Linked DNA regions of Homo sapiens: region 2 is linked to region 1. Evidence: read pairs that join two places in POLR2A ChIA-PET (ENCODE). Cell type or tissue: B cell. All regions are shown on one strand. Links, peaks and the distances in the headings refer to the core of each region. The heading gives the core; the rest is flanking DNA.

Region 1 (2,913 bases), core at 296-2,795:
ACGTGCAAGGATGAGATGGATATAGGGCATTGGAGCTCAGGAGCAGATCTGAAAAATATAAGTTAATTATGAATATATAGATTAGGGCTGACAACATAAGAGTAGACGAAATGGCTCAGGATGAGTGTAGAATAGAAAGAAGCATGCCCATATGTGATGGTCAATTTTCTTTTAATTTTAATTTTTGTAGAGATGGGGTCTCACTATGTTGCCCAGGCTGATCTTGAGCTCCTGGCCTCAAGCAATCCTCCTGCCTCAGCCTTCCAGAGCACTGGGATTACAGGCATGAGCCACCATGATTGGTCTGGATTCCTTATAAAAAATATTATAATGAGTACATCATGTTTAGAGAGCCAAGAAAGGGCAGGGTCCTGCCTAGGAGACAGAGCCAGGACAGGTATCATGAAGCTTGTGTAAAGTGATATGTTTTGGGTGGAGCCAAGACTCTTCCCCTACTGTTGTTCTGTTCAATAGAGACCCTGGGTCTTTCTTTTTCGTTTGTGGTGGCGCCCCCTGGATAGAGCCTCAGAGAGGCAGCATCACAAAGAGCTATGCAAGGAATTGGTTCTGCAGGGGAGACAGTGGAGGGCAAGGTGTGGGGGACTGCGGGGAGGAGGAGGGGGTAGGGGAGAGGTGGTAGCACACAGTGCGAGGATTCTGTGCCATGCCAGTTCAGCCTTATGTTCAAAGCAGCTGTTCTTTCTGGGCTTCCAAGAGAGGAGCACCATTTTTATGCCCACATTGTAACAAACAATGAGATATGTACTGGTTAACAGTATCAAATGCAATGCAGTGATTAAATAAGGAGTGGAGAAAATCTATGGAATCTTACAATTTGGAGGGCCCTGGTGACTTATCTAAATACCTTTTTTGCAATAGAGCAAGTCAGAACCCTGAGGATCTCAGGGATTAACAAGGGAGACAGCCATGTCAAACAAACAAAACCAATGCACTGTGATAAGGTGTAAGGCTTAATATAAGGTGGGATAACTTTCTCTCACCTCTCTCATTCACTAATCACTTCCTATCAGCACCTGTCACTGGTAGGTGGTTTCTGATGCTCCGAAACGCCCAGGTGCGCTGGCTTCCAGCCTAGCTCCTCTCCTCCCTCTGCGTGTTCTTCCTGAGCAATTTCATCCAATTTAACTATCACCTGTAGACCAGTGATTTCTCAACCTGTATTTCTAGTTTCCTGACTTACTGAGCTTGAGTTCAGCATTTTGAACAATGGCCATAGTACTGGGCACATGGAGGTACTCAGTAAATGTCTACTAATTCACTTAAAAGTTGATCCTAAGTAAACTGATGATGTAGGAGTAAATTTGGATCTCAAGTAAACTGAAGTTTACACAGTGAGTAAGCAGGGAAATACTTTCCAATAGATTTGACATAAAACTTCAATTTCTTTTTTTTTTCTTTTTCTTTTTTTTTTAGAGACAGGGTCTTGCTGTGTCACCCAGGCTAGAGTGCACTGATGTAATCATGGCTCTCTGCTGCAGCCTCTAACCCCTGGGCTCAAGGGATCCTCCTGCCTCAGCTTCCTGAGCAGCTGGGACTACAAGTGCAGTCCATCATAGCCAACTAATTTTTTTTTTTTTTTGAGATAGGGTCTCCCTCTGTTGCCCAGACTGGAGTGCAGTGGCATGGTCTTCGGTCACTGCAGCCTTGATCTCCCAGGCTCAAGTGATCCTCTCACCTCAGCCCCCTCGAGTAGCTGAGGCTACATGCACTTGCCACCGTATGTGGCTAATTTTTGCACTTTTTAGTAGAGATGGGATTTCACCATGTTGCCCAGGCTAGTCTCGAACTCCTGGATTCAAGCAATCTGCCCACCTAGGCCTTCCAAAGTGCTTGGAGTATAGGCATGAGCCACCATGCCCAGCCTGCCCAGCTAATTTTTAATTTTTTTGTAGCGATGGAGTCCTGCTATGTTGCCCAGGCTGGTCTTGAACTTCTAGCCTCAAGTGATCCGTCTGCCTTGGCCTCCCAAAGTGCTGGGATTACAGTCATGAGCTACTATGCTGGGTCTAAAACCTCAGTAATTAACCGGAAACCAGATGAGAGTTTCACTATGGGAATTGGGTTAGGTGCAGCTAATCACAGTGAAGAATAGATTAAAATACATGGATTTGCAAATCAGAATGCAGGTTCTGCTGCTAACTTTGGGAAATTCAGCTAATTCTCTGTGTCTTTGTTTCTATGCTAGTAATGCTTTATTTTAAAATGTATTTATGGTTATTAAGATGTAATTCACATACCATAAAATTTATCGATTTAAAGTGTACAAGTCAGTGTATTTACAGACTCATGTAACCATCATCACTAATTCCAGCGTGTTTTCATCACCCTAAAAAACACCCTCATGCCCTCATTCCCCATTCCCCATTACCCCAGTTTCTGGCTACTGCTTTCTATCTCTATATATTTACTATACTGTACATTTCATACGAGTGGCATCATATAATATATGTCCTTTTGTGTCTGGCTGCTTTCTCTTAAGCATAATGTTTAACCATAAAAAAAGTTAGCATAATGTTTTCAAGATTCATCCATCTTACACCATGTATCAATACTTTGTTCCTTTTTATGGCTAAATAATATTCCATTAATTGGATGTATCAGATTTTGTTTATTCATCAATTGATGGACATTTGCATTGTTTCCATTTTTTTGCTATTATGAATTATGCTGCTATGGACAGTACTGTATGTCCTGCATGGACATTACAGAAACTTTTCTGTGTGGCCATATGATGACTCAATGTTTGACATCTTGAGGAGCTACCAGTTGCTTTTCTGAGTGGCTGCATCACTCTGTATTCCCACCAGCACTGTATAAGAGTTCCAATTTATCCATGTCCTGGCCAACACTGGTTATTGTCCATCTTTTTTATTGTTGCCATCCTCATTGATA
Region 2 (2,913 bases), core at 191-2,690, 360 kb before region 1:
CAGGAGCAGTGTTTGTGTTTGCTGGCTGCCTGTCACCCGTTGAGCACAATGCTGGGCTCAGCAGGCACTTAAGAAATATTTGCAGTCAGGACAGTGGCCACACCTGTAATCCCAGCTACTCAGGTGGCCAGTGCAGGAGGATCTCTTGAGCCCAGGAGTTCGAGACCAGCCTGGGCAACACAGTGAGACACCATCTCTAAAAACATGAAAAATAAATAAGTAAATAAGAAATACTTGTGAAAGAGAGTGAGGGCTAATGGGGACTTTGAAGAGAAGTGAACTCTCTGGGCCCAAGCGGAAGGCAGGAGAGCCCATGAAATGTGAAGGTATTTGGATGGTGGCAGAATAGTGGGAGATAAAGATGTTAAAATAGCAAGAAACACAAAGACACCAGGGACACTGGGCCGATTCTGCTGCCAGCGAGCAGCCCTGTGGGTTTTGCTCAGGGGAATGGCAATGTCATGACATCTGTATTTTCTTTTCTTTTCTTTTTTCTTTTTCTTTCTTTCTTTTCTTTTCTTTTCTTTTTTTTTTTTTATAGACAGAGTTTCACTCTGTTGCCCAGGCTGGAGTACAGTGGCACAATCTTGGCTCACTGCAGCCTCCCAACTCCTGGGCTCAATCGATCCTGCCACTTCAGCCCCCTGAGTACCTGGGACTACAGGTATGTGCCACTATGCCCAGCTAAGTTTTGTAATTTTTGAAGACACAGGGTTTTGCCATGTTGCCCAGGCTGGTCTCGAACTCCTGGGCTCAAGCGATCCACCCACCTTAGCCTCCCAAAGTACTGGGATTACAGATGTGAGCCACTGCACCCACCCGAGGTCTGTATTTTCTAAAGATAACTGCATTGTAATTTATAGAATGCATAGAAGGGAGATAAGGAAATCAGGAGGCCATGAAATCCCAGTGAGCCAAGCCTCCGTCACCCACCATGTAAAGCACGGAGCAGCTTGAAAAGACATTGAGAGAAGTAAACCCACAGGTTCAGTGGCCAGTGGCAAAGGACAAGAGCCACAGAGGCACTGGGACCTGAAAGCTAAGAGAGCAGGGATGCGGGTCACAGAGGGAGGGATGTTTGGGGCTACAGGTGGATAGAAAGGAAGATGGAGTTGAGTTTTTGACCTGTTGACTTACCGTAGTGGTAGGATACCTGGTGAGGCTTGTGGCCTGCATTGGGCATTCTGGGTCACAACTCTGAATGAGGTTGGAGCAGAGGTCCAGCTGTGGTGAGGATTGGCACAGTCGTGCTTGTGGGACTCCTCCTTGGTCCAACTCTAATGCTCAACCTACACCATCACCCCTGTGCTTGCTCCTCTAATGCCTAAGCACTGTCATTCCTTTATCACTAGTAGTTGCCTGTTGGGTTTGCTCCATTTGTCCTCACAGGTTAGCTGCCCTGGAAGGAAACTCCACCCTGCTCAGAGACGCACTGAGGCTGAGACCCAAGGGAGGCCCCTCTCTGATTGGACAGCCTCTTGATAGACTGGGGGAAGCTCCCTCACAGCCCATCAGGGTCAGCAGGCATTTCTTGCACTGTTTCAAGTCCTGTTTATGAACTGAGCAAATTACTGTTCCTACCACCACCTGCCCCCACCTGGGACCCCAGGCTTCCTGTTAGCCTGTGTTTCCCGCCTCAAACCTGCTTTGGGTTTTGCCTCGTGGCTTTTGACAGAGAGCTGACAGCCAGTCATCCTTGCTACTGGGTGCTTCTCTCCAGGTTAAACGCTGTGTTTACCGTGAGCCTTGGGGACATGTTCCTGGTTTGTTTTTTTTTTTTTTTTTTTTTTTTTTTTTTTTTGAGACAGTCTCGCTCTGTTGCCCAGGCTGGGTCCCTGGTGTTTTAATCATCGTGAAACAGCAGCTGAGATTTAGAAGATGATCTCATGGCACTCTGTGAAGTTTCTGCAACTCTGTTGCTTTCTCTGTTGGTCATTGCCTTTCATTTTTATATTCTTTTTTTCTGATAAGTTGTTTCATTATTGATAAGTGTTAAATTGCACTGTGTCTTGCTCCCCTCTATAATGAAAGCTATTCTTCACTTGAGATCACAGCTTAGATTTTCTTTGAAATTCCCCAAGAGCTTAACACAGGGCTTTGAACACAGTGGGCATTTAATAAATCCTTGATGATGATGTTCAAGTTCCACATTGGTCTTCAACTCTCTGGCGGGGTCAGAGGACCATCTGTGCTCGCTCAGATATGTCAACTGCAGACCCAGAAAGCAGCCTTCTCCAGACAAGTTGCTCCTGTCTCCTGGGCCGTGTGATTCGAGGCATGTAATCATAATCCTGAGCTGTCAGCAGGGCAGTGATTGGTTTCCAGATTTCCAGTCCATGAAACAGGTAGCCAGGGTTGGGGAAAAGAATATTTCCGGGAAGTTAGGAGGCCTGGTTGAGTCTTGGATCTTCAGTGACTGATGCTGTGACCATGAGATACTCACTCACCCCTGGTGGGTCTCAGTTTCCTCATCCATAACATGAGGAGAGGGACACAGTGCTCTCTCCGGCCCCCCAGCTGTCAGGTCTCTAAATCTATTACTGTGCCACCGTGAGGAGATGGCTGTCACGTGAGTTCTGCACGGTATTGGCATGTTCCCTTATACGAGGGTGGCTTTACACATTTGAGCATGGCAAAGTTTAAGTGGCCCCTCTTTCAACCAAAAATGAAAACTTTTCATACATGATTTTTAGCAGAATGTATACAAACGACCATCAAAATGGAAAAAAAAAACAAATTATACAAGACTTACGTGATTAGTTCAAGAGAATTAAATATGCAAAATGCTTGGTTGTTTAAAAAATGCAGGGAAAAGTAACTGTTACTAAATGAGGACACTTTTATGAGAGAGAGAAAAGATTGGCGGTAAGAATGAGCTAATTAAATTGACATTTATGTTTCCTTCCCCCTTCT

The links. Peaks named below come from ENCODE experiments on the same cell type or tissue, not always from the same donor. Only the 100,000 strongest peaks of a DNase experiment are listed, where the experiment ranks them.
Region 2: POLR2A ChIA-PET joins it to region 1 with 5 read pairs; 2 of 35 experiments call an interaction of 5 or more read pairs at or near these places.

What each region holds. Positions count from the first base shown.
Region 1 is chr10:22,241,809-22,244,721 of GRCh38, reverse strand. The region is part of intron 1 of LOC124902391 (a long non-coding RNA gene); the gene reads left to right. Among named protein-coding and RNA genes, the nearest start is that of TRN-GTT2-3, 14 kb to the right of the region's middle. In B cell, for the core only: no CTCF peak of the experiment used is centred there; no DNase peak of the experiment used is centred there.
Region 2 is chr10:22,600,019-22,602,931 of GRCh38, reverse strand. All of the region lies in intron 3 of PIP4K2A (phosphatidylinositol-5-phosphate 4-kinase type 2 alpha), which reads left to right. Among named protein-coding and RNA genes, the nearest start is that of PIP4K2A, 110 kb to the left of the region's middle. RefSeq lists an enhancer at 1,297-1,456. In B cell, for the core only: no CTCF peak of the experiment used is centred there; a DNase peak (open chromatin) is centred at 1,691; H3K4me3 peaks cover 1,315 bases; H3K27ac peaks cover 2,500 bases.